Regions from separate parts of the Homo sapiens genome. Here region 1 is linked to region 2. The links are chromatin loops, found by intact Hi-C in ENCODE. Cell type or tissue: mammary epithelial cell. All regions are shown on one strand. Region 1 overlaps SKAP1 (src kinase associated phosphoprotein 1). Region 2 overlaps SKAP1 (src kinase associated phosphoprotein 1).

What was found. Hi-C counts contacts between places; a loop is a spot of excess contacts. Peaks named below come from ENCODE experiments on the same cell type or tissue, not always from the same donor. Only the 100,000 strongest peaks of a DNase experiment are listed, where the experiment ranks them.
Region 1: it touches region 2 in a loop (4-fold over the local background); 10 of 110 quality-filtered maps call a loop at or near these places.

Annotation. Positions count from the first base shown.
Region 1 is chr17:48,331,142-48,336,141 of GRCh38, reverse strand. All of the region lies in intron 4 of SKAP1 (src kinase associated phosphoprotein 1), which reads left to right. Among named protein-coding and RNA genes, the nearest start is that of SKAP1-AS2, 39 kb to the right of the region's middle. In mammary epithelial cell, a CTCF peak has its summit at 63 (motif pointing left); DNase peaks (open chromatin) are centred at 61 and 3,001; H3K27me3 peaks cover 422 bases.
Region 2 is chr17:48,212,722-48,217,721 of GRCh38, reverse strand. All of the region lies in intron 4 of SKAP1 (src kinase associated phosphoprotein 1), which reads left to right. Among named protein-coding and RNA genes, the nearest start is that of MIR1203, 59 kb to the right of the region's middle. In mammary epithelial cell, a CTCF peak has its summit at 1,952; no DNase peak of the experiment used is centred here.

The DNA of each region.
Region 1 (5,000 bases), 120 kb before region 2:
AAAGTAGCAGTTAAGAGGGTTTTATAGACCTTGAAAGAGATCAGAATTCTCTAGCTCCCTCTCGTGGTAAAAGGAAATACTACTTTTGGGCTTTTCTGGATTTTTATTTTGTTTTGCTTTAGTGAAGAGGAAGGCTAAGATATGTAAGTTCTCAACATGTGAGCTTACGTAGTGAATTCAAAAATTAAAACTGTTATATGTATCTGTGCGTACGCATACGCATACTCAGATATGAGAAATTCCTGTTCTTTTATTAATTCCTTAAAACCTCAAAAATATTACTTTCTTAAAATCATTTCATATGTTCTTATTATTACACAAGTTAAAGGGAGGACAAATAAAACTATAATCTTGAGGGTTTGTATTCCTAAACAGATAAATAAAGGGAGTGTGTTAAATATGAATTTTAAGCCAAATTCACAGATATTTTTTTCTTTGCCAATTACAAATGGATGTGGTTAGCATTTCTAACATATTTAATCAGATCTCCTCTGTCTCCTACAACATATTAATTTTACCAGTTTTACAATTATTTTACAACTTATTATTGTAGCATTCCTTCTATGGTGGACACATTTCAGATATTGAAGTTCTAAGTAAGTAGCAAATAGCTGAAGAAGACACTGAACTGGTGTGCAAATGTCTTCATGTGAATTGCCTATGGAATAAATTTTTACAGGTAGCAAAAAATTATGTTTGTTTTCTAGGAGACTACTAAAAGTAACCCTTCTGCCTTGAAATAGTTGATCTCTAGACAAGAATCAATGAAAAGTTGCTATTAATGTGTCTTAGATGGCAATGCAAAAAGTGATTAAAATTAGACACTATCCCTTAGTTTGTTTTGTTTTGTTTTGTTTCAGGCTATTCAGAAACTTGAGTAATGGTTAAGGTAGATTGCCTTTATGCTCAAATCACATTCTGATGAAAATATGGGGTCCTATTTAGTTATTCTGGGAACTCTAGGAATAAATTTGAGACCATGATTTTTAATATTAAATATTGCCCTTTTTTCCTCAAAAGGGAGTACTGAATATTATACTAATTGAGGAATTGTAAGAGAAGAATGATATAGACATAGCAGAACAAAATGAAAAGGGGTCAGTCGCAGGTGAAGTGAGTGAGAATATACAATGATCAAATATTAATTAGGAAACTCATAATTTTGACTAATTTTTCTTCTTTCTCCCCAACTTTAAGAGATTATGATTATTTTTTTAAATAAGGAAATCAATTTACTTTTATTAAACTATGTGCTTCTCCCTTAAGATATGTGAATAAAATTTTAATCTCAGCTATTTATTAATATTAATTTTTAGTATTAACATTCCTATGAGCACCTGAAGACAAAATTTAACCAACCTACAGATCAAACATCTTAATAGCAAAACATTTATGGATCTACATAGGAATGATCTAATTTGTATGTATTTTTAAAAAATAATAATTTGATATAACATTTTTGAGATTTAACTATAATCAGGTTAGGCAATCTTACCTTGATTTCTTGATCTGTGTCAGATTTCTTAGATACCTGCTGGGCCTGATTTTTTTTTAATGTAAAGGCCGTGCTTTCATGAGACAGATAAAATTGTGGATTTTTATAAAAACTCTGGAACATTCTTATCTGAGTAGAGAAGCAGAAGATGGCCTTTAGTTATACCTGTGCTATTTACTACTATGCATATTTCAATTGCTTTGGTCACCAAAAAGTTGTGATTGTTCTTGGGTATACATTCTTTATTGTTTTTAAGTTACTTGATATATTTTCACAAAGCTCTCTGAAGGGATCTGTCTTTACTTGGCTATTGGGAAAAGGTTCATTCTAGAATACTTATTTTTAAAACAGAATTTATTAATTAGCTTAATATTTTGTGCTCTTTCTTTTAGCACTATTAGGGAAATTACAATGACTAATTTTTTTGAATATTAAAGTTGATAACAGTATAATATAGAAATTGTTTGCAGAAGTTTAACTTGTGTAGCTATAAGAAGGTGTCAGGGTCTCTTGGGGTATCAGAATATTTGTCAAAGTGTAGGATAGAAGGGAATTTCCTAGGAAACTGCATCTGAGTACCTGTTAAGTATCTTATTTTAAATATAACTTTTTTATCATATAATTGAAACTGAAAGTAAGGCAGTTTACTTCTACCTTCTTTGCTTTCTAGCTCTGTGTGTGCAAATGCTTTCATCTATAAAGCAAACATCTGCCTTAATTTTCCTAGGAAACATCAGGATGATTCAAGGAGCTCTTCATGTGGAATCTATTACATGTTTGCTTTCTCAAAAATAGCAAATTTACTTAAATTTGACAGTATTAGTATTTTAAATGTTTTCCCCCTAATTTGGATTCATTAAAATTCCCTATTTGTTTGGGATGAGATACATTAGAAGGAGCTAAACAGGGAAAACTTTTTACTGCTTTCATATTTGTTCCATGGATAAAATTTTAAATTTTAATGTAATTCCCTAACTCTAAATATATTAATTTGGTTAGATATGTTTCATTCAGTGTTAAGAGGCAATATATATGGCTTGTCTTACCAGCAGAAAAACATTTTCCAGCAATATAAAACGTCTCAGCTTTGTCTAATTGAGATAAAAAGGTATATGAAAGAATAATGACTTTGCCTATCAGATGCAAAGAAATTTAGGACAAATGGTGGAAAAGTTCCTATCAATTCCAGTGCAGTTAGGAAGGCTAGGTTACTCCACTAACTAGATCTGGCAAAAATAAATGAGGACTAACTTGTGAAGGCACATAAATCATAAGCTTTCAGAGCGTTTACATTTTTATTTAATGCTGGCCTTCTGTCAGCCTTTTTGTTGCTTCTTACATACTTATGTTATTTCTTACATTATTACATTTTGTTGTTTCTTTTTGTTTTTAAGAAGTTATTTAAGGCAAACAGCTGAAATTGCACAAGTGGTGATTTGGTTAATTCTGCCAGTTGAGTAAGTAATTGTGACACATTTCATAGTTTGCTTATGATTGTTACAGGGTGAGATACTGTATATTGAAATTATGGCTGTTACAGTATGAATCACTGTACAGAACATTGCAGAGGTCCTGGTCTGGCAATGCAGAAGCCACAACCTAGGTAAAAGGTTTCACAACTTTAAGTTTACTTTTCCTATCTAGAATAGGCAAAAATTGAATTCTGTCCGATTTAGTTATAATGTTCTTTAAACTCTTACCCATGTTATCACTCATAATAATTCTAACATATTATATTTTTCAGTCCAAGTGATATAAGACCATGCTGGGTATGATTTTCAATATATGGCAAAAGTGTGAAATTAAGGAAAGATTTCTATGAAATTTTTTGCACACTCTGCTAAATGAATTATTGAAATTCCAATAAAGAATTTTTTTAAAACCCTAAAAAGTAGTGTGGGTTTTATTTTTCCCTCAATTCTTTCAGCGCTCATAAATGTCTCCATGAAAGCTATATCTGCAGAGTTAGAAAAGGATATATTCTATAATATTTACCTGATCAGGAAGATTTTTAAAATGTGGCATCTTGATATGAGGTATTGACTGAGGTGGGCTGGCAAGTTTTACTGGCCTGGCAGATGCAGCAGGTTTGCAGTAAATCCTTGTGGTTAAAAATCCCTGAGAAGTTTTTGATTAAGAAACTTTTACTATCCTTTTAAAATGAAATATGCTCGTCATTTTTTAAATGATAAAAGCAGATATTTTATGTTATCGTCTAAAGTTTAGTTTCTGAAATATATTTTAATAAGTTTGTTATATGCAAGTTCCTGGATTTCCAAGATGTTAACTTAAATTATCATTTCATAGTCCAGCATATCCAGAGAGCATGTAAAAAGAAATTATAAAAAGTAAGCCTATTCAACAAAAATAATAAAATTTTATATTTTAAATCAGAAAACCTGCATACAGAGAAGTTAATATGATTATTCTTGTATAAATGTTATCGAGTTATTTAAAGCTGTAATAATATAATAAACTATGCTGAAAGGTAAAATTAAAGAAAATGTATTTTAAAACAAGAATGTAATTATTTTTTAAAAGTGCTTTTAAAAAACAAACTAAAATCATGAGGTAGTTTTTAAAAAGGCATTACAAGTTACTTTTCTACTTAGAATCAGTAAGGACAATGATTAATTTACAACATAATGTGAAGAGAGTGACAAAATTTTATTGGGAAGGTATGTTAAGAAATAATATTTTGTATAAAAATTCACAATTAAAGTTTATAATTTATTGAGAATTAAATTTTGAAGATGATGCCTAGCCCTTTAAAAAGTCAGATGTTCAATGAACATATTTTCTCCTTCCTTAGATGCTTTATTAACTAGCTTATTACTAAAAAAGCCATATATGGCCTTTCTTCTTAAATTTTGCATGAAAGCTAGTATTTTGCATGAAAACTAGATTTTTTAAAAGCCTTATATGATTATCTTTTTTTTTTTTTCCTTGAGACGGAGTTTCGCTCTTTTTACCAGGCTGGAGTACAATGGCGCGATCTCAGATCACAGCAACCTCCGCCTCCCGGGTTCAAGCGGTTCTCCTGCCTCAGCCTTTTGAGTAGCTGAGATTACAGGCATGCGCCACCACGCCCGGCTAATTTTGTATTTTTAGTAGAGACGGGATATCTCCATGTTGGTCAGGCTGGTCTCCAACTCCCGACCTCAGGTGATCCGCCCACCTTGGCCTCCCAAAGTGCTGTGATTACAGGTGTGAGCCACCACGCCCAGCCTATGTGATTATCTTTAAACTTTTTGATTTAATGAGGTAAGAGCCTAAGAGCAGAGGTTAAAAGAGATGTATGTTTCAAATTAATTCCTGGTTGCTATAGAAGAATGTGTCTATATATTCTGCCAAATTAAACTTATTTTTTTTTAAAAAATCCACATCATATTAACAAAAACTGCTCCCTTAACTCACTAAGATTCTGTGTTCTATTCCACAATTTCAAAAGAAGTAGCTAAAACAATCGGCATCATTCTTCACCTAGATAATGCTTTCTCTGCAG
Region 2 (5,000 bases):
CTTTTGGATAAGAGATATTGCAGTGGACTCCATATAATTTTTACCTTTACCTAACCTTTTCTTATTTATTTATTTAGAGACAATATCTTCCTCTGTCACCCAAGCTGGAGTGCAGTGGCACAATCTCAGCCCACTGCAGTCTCGACCTCTTGGCTCAAGCTATCCTCTCACCTCAGCCTCCCGAGCAGCTGGGACTACAGGTGCACACCACCAGGCCAGGCTAATTTTTGTGTATTTTGTAGAAATGGGGTTTTGCCCTGTTGCCCAGGCTGGTCTCAAACACCTGAGCTCAAGCAATCCACCCATCTCGGTCTCCTGCAGTTTTTATCTGGCACCATTGCAGCTGATCCCATCTTGACAGCAATCCTACTGGAAATCTATTCAGAAACCCCTCTTCTGTTCATCTTTGCATCATCCTGTCTGGGAGATAAAGTTACCCAGGAGACCACTGAGAGGGCAGGTCTCACTCTTTTTTCTTTTTGCTTGCTTTCTATTGATTGTCCCTAGAAGAAAGGTAACTGATTTAAGGGGCCTGAAAATGATTTGGACAGACTATAAAGAAAATAAAAATGAGATCAGTATGAAGAAGTCAATACCACACACCTTTTTCAAATTTGACAAAAACATTTAAGTTCTGAAATATTTCAGGTAAAAAAATAAAATATGTGATAAGAGAGAGGCTTACCTGAGATGTACTTTAGGAAATCTGGACTTCACTTCTTTCTTATATTCCCCCTTTTCACTCTCAACACATGAAACGCTGAAAATGGAATTTTTGCTTCTTGTATTAGAAGAATTCAACATTTAAATTTCTTAGAAAGTTTTGAATCTGATACTTATAATATTTGCCAATCTGTCCATGAAAGAACATGCATTCTAGAGAATGTCTGACAAAAGAGAGGGCAAAATTTTATCTCTTATGAATATTCAGGCCAGGTGCAGTGGCTCACACCTGTAATCCCAGCACTTTGGGAGGCCGAGGTGGTTGAATCGCTTGAGCTCAGGAGTTCGAGACTAGCCTAGATAACATGGCGAAACCCTGTCTCTACAAAAAATACAAAAATTAGCCTGGCATGATGGTGTGCACCTGTAGTCGCAGCTACTCTGGAGGCTGAGGTGAGAGGATCCCTTGATCCCAGGAGGTGGAGGTTTCAGTGAGCTGAGATTGTACCACTGTACTCCAGCCTGAGCAACAGAGTGAGACCCTGTCTCAAAAAAAAAAAAAAAGTATATTCACAGTATTGGGTGCTTGTGCAAAGTGGACATAGGGTACTTAGTTCTTAAGACTTATCAGCAATATGTTATTTCAATTTCATAAGCAAGTAAGATAAATAGTGGCTTTGCAGTTATCACACACTCTATCAATGGGATGTTGTCAAGATAGAATCTCAGTTGTAAGCTCTCTATTCAGAGTCTTGTCTATAAAGTTGTATTGCTTCTATAACTCAAACAAGATCAAGTTGTAGCTGGCACCATTTTCCTCAGAGTAGGAAAGATATAACTGACTCCTGTTTAAGAAATGTCAAAAGTCACCGGAATTCATACTGCCAAGAACAACATGTGTGTGACATGTTGCTAAGCTTCCCTCTGCAGGTTTCCCCTCTGTGTCAGTGGTATGAACCCAGCAGCTCAGAATGAGGTAATTTCACAAAGGTGGGCATGTTGAACCCTTATGGCATCCTTCAGATAATGCATAGGTCAGAGATGGAATAAACAAAGCAATATGCTGAAAGCCAGCTGTTTAAGTGAGGAGGAACAGGCCTGGGAGTAAAGGGCTACATGGAGGATTGCAGTTAGGCTCAGGGGCTCTCCTGAAAGGTGAGCTTGCCCTGTTGGTGCTTATCTTACACAGTGAAAGGAAAGGAGGAAAACTGTCTCCAATTAGAACCAGGGAGAGCTGGTGATGCTGGGGCTGCCTCTATCTAAACCCTGATCTCATACTGCTTCCCTGTGGAGAATTATCTGAACTGCAGCTTCCCTCTGTGGGCCCCTGCCTGTCATGTCCATCCAGTGTGGTCTCGAGCCTGGACTTGGTATCATCCAACAGCAGGAAAAAAAAAAATTTCTGTTAAGAACCTTAGCAAAAAGAATGGGGAGGCCATGAGAAAATGGTCTTCTCCTGAGTCCAGAGTCATATCTCACAACAGGCTGATCTGACACGTCTGCATCCTCACCCTTCCCTTTTTACATACCTTTTTAAAAAGCCCAAAGCCTCCGTCTGCCCAATGGTGTTCCTTCGGTTCTGCTTTCGCAGATATATGTTGTGGCTTGCACCCTGGGGAATTCCAAATCAATTGTTAAAATTCCCTACTATTTCCCTGAATATTTTTCACAAAAGCCAAATCACAAGGCTATGGCCAACATAGAGGTTTCCACTTTTATCTTTTTATAATTATTATCACAGCTTTCTGCTTGTCTTCCTCCATACCCACCCAAGGAAGTGTAGACATAGGCATTAACAAGAATACCCCTACCCTTCAGCTACCCTTCTTCAGAGGGCATTAGGGCAATAAAACACATTTTAGATATAGATCTATAGCTGACTATTTCATTATGATATAAAAACAGTACTGTAGGAACATTACAGTTAGTATGGTGGTTCAATTTTTTTATTTCTCTATAATTTAAAAACCAGAGGCCAGGTGCAGTGACTCACACCTGTAATCCCAGCACTTGGAGAGGCTGAGGCAGGAGGATTGCTTGAACCCAGGAGTTCGAGACCAGCCTGACCAACATAGTGGAATGCCATCTGTTTATTTTATTTTATTTTATTTTATTTTATTTTATTTTACTTTATTTTGAGACAGAGTCTCACTCTGTCACCCAGGCTGGAGTGCAGCGGCGCAATCTCAGCTCACTGCAACCTCCGCCTCCCAGGTTTAAGCAATTCTCCTGCCTCAGCCTCCCAAGTAGCTGGGACTACAGGCACGCACCACTATGCCTGGCTAATTTTTGTATTTTTAGTAGAGTCAGGGTTTCACCATGTTGGCCAGGCTGGTCTCGAACTCCTGACCTCCAGTGATCTGCCTGCCTCAGCCTCCCAAAATGCTGGGATTACAGGTGTGAGCCCAGCCTCTAATTTTAGAAAAAGAGAAAAAAAAAAAAAGGAACTGGAGAAAGTTCAGCTTCTCTTAATTAAGAAACAATCAGGCCCAGTGCAATGGCCTATGCCTGTAATTCCAGCACTTGGGAGGCCAAGGTGGGTAGATTGCTTGAACCCAAGAGTTTGAGACCAGCCTGGGCAACATGGCAAAATCCCATCTCTACAAAAAATTAAAGAAGAAGAAACAATCAGAAGCTAATAGGAAGCTGTAATTAAAGTTTGATATGTTTTAGAGGAGATGAAGAAGAAGGCAATACATCCTTTGGGCTGGTCAGTGGTATTTTCTAGTGAATATTCAGAATCAGAAAGTATAAAGGAAGCTGAGGCTGTAATTCACATTCCAGAGAGAACCTGTGATCCTTTCTGTTCCTCTCCTCTCTGCCTCTGTTGAAGGCTCGAGGGTGAAAGCTGTAAGTTGAAGAGGACAAGCCATCAACAGAGGGTGACTTATGATGAGAAATGAAAATATTTGGATTAGCTATAATACTAAGCCAGTGATATTTACAAATTATTAAACTGCCATCCTCACATCAAACGCTTTTTATTTTATGAAATGCTAAGCTGTACTTTTAGTTTGTTTCAAACTGTCAGGGCCATTATTTGATGTCCCTCTTTGTTTATCTTAATTAAGATGTAGAATCAATCATTTTTACTTTCTCTCTCCAAGAGCAGCAGTTGGCTCAGAGTCAGGATGAGGTCTGGCCACCCTTGAGTGCTGTGCAGGTGCTGAGCCGTGTTTGTTCACAGAGGGATAAAAAACACATTTGTTCTCCAGGTTGTGTGGATAGACTGACAGATTTTGATAAGAGGGAAAAAAGTCTTCCTCTGTGGTGAGAAATAACATTTCTATCTAGAATAAGTGAAAACAGTGGCAAATATCATTCCTGTTATGGAGATGATTTTCCTCAACACATAGTGACAACTCAGCTGGGGGTGGGAAACACCAAGGTAGGTTGGAAATAGGAGGCAGAATGTGGTGACCCAGATCAGCAAGAAGCAGAAGACGGAGAGCCCTAAACCTTGTCCTGTGAATATGACAGTTGTTCTTGCCACACTAGCTTTCTTTTCCATTCCTGATGCCACAGTTCAATCTCCAAGCTGCTAGGTCATAGTCTCCTGAAAGTAGAATGGCTTATTGTTGGAGAGACCATTTCATATCCAAACTACTTATGTTCCTCTTTGCATAGAGGTACTTCTGGCCCATCAACTCTGTATAAGGGCCTTTGCAGGGCGTTTACAACAGTACAGCTTTTTTTTTTTTTTTTTTTGAGACAGAGTTTTGCTCTTGTTGCCCAGGCTGGAGTGCAATGGTGTGATCTCGGCTCACTGCAACCTCCGTGGTGTTCAAGCACGGGTTCAAGCGATTCTCCTACCTCAGCCTCCCAAGTAGCTGAAATTAAAGGCACCTGCCACCACACCCGGCTAATTTTTGTATATTTAGTAGAGATGGGGTTTCTCCATGTTTGTCAGGCTGGTCTCGAGCTCCTGACCTCAGGTGATCCACACGCCTCAGCCTCCCAAAGTGCTGGGATTACAGGCATGAGCCACTGAGCCCGGCCAACAGTACAGCTTAATTCTGCTGAGGCACCCACTCTTTCCTACTCAGCCCCCCATTTTAAGAAGCATGCATCCCCTCAGAATAACTAGCCAGGGGTAGAGAAGCAGTCAACTAGACATGGAACAGAACTGAATTCTGCACGCCAATCAACCCACTTGGGATAAAGCCTTGTCTCCTTAGCACCAGGTCACCTTCGTCTCCTTAGCACCATGTTTCTCTATCTAACTGAGGTAAATAGCCATACGATTCAATGAGCTGGACAAATGAGAAACACAAAGAAAGGAAACAAGTCTATTGCATGATTTAGGGAGATCAGATTGGAAAAGATACAGTGCTTTA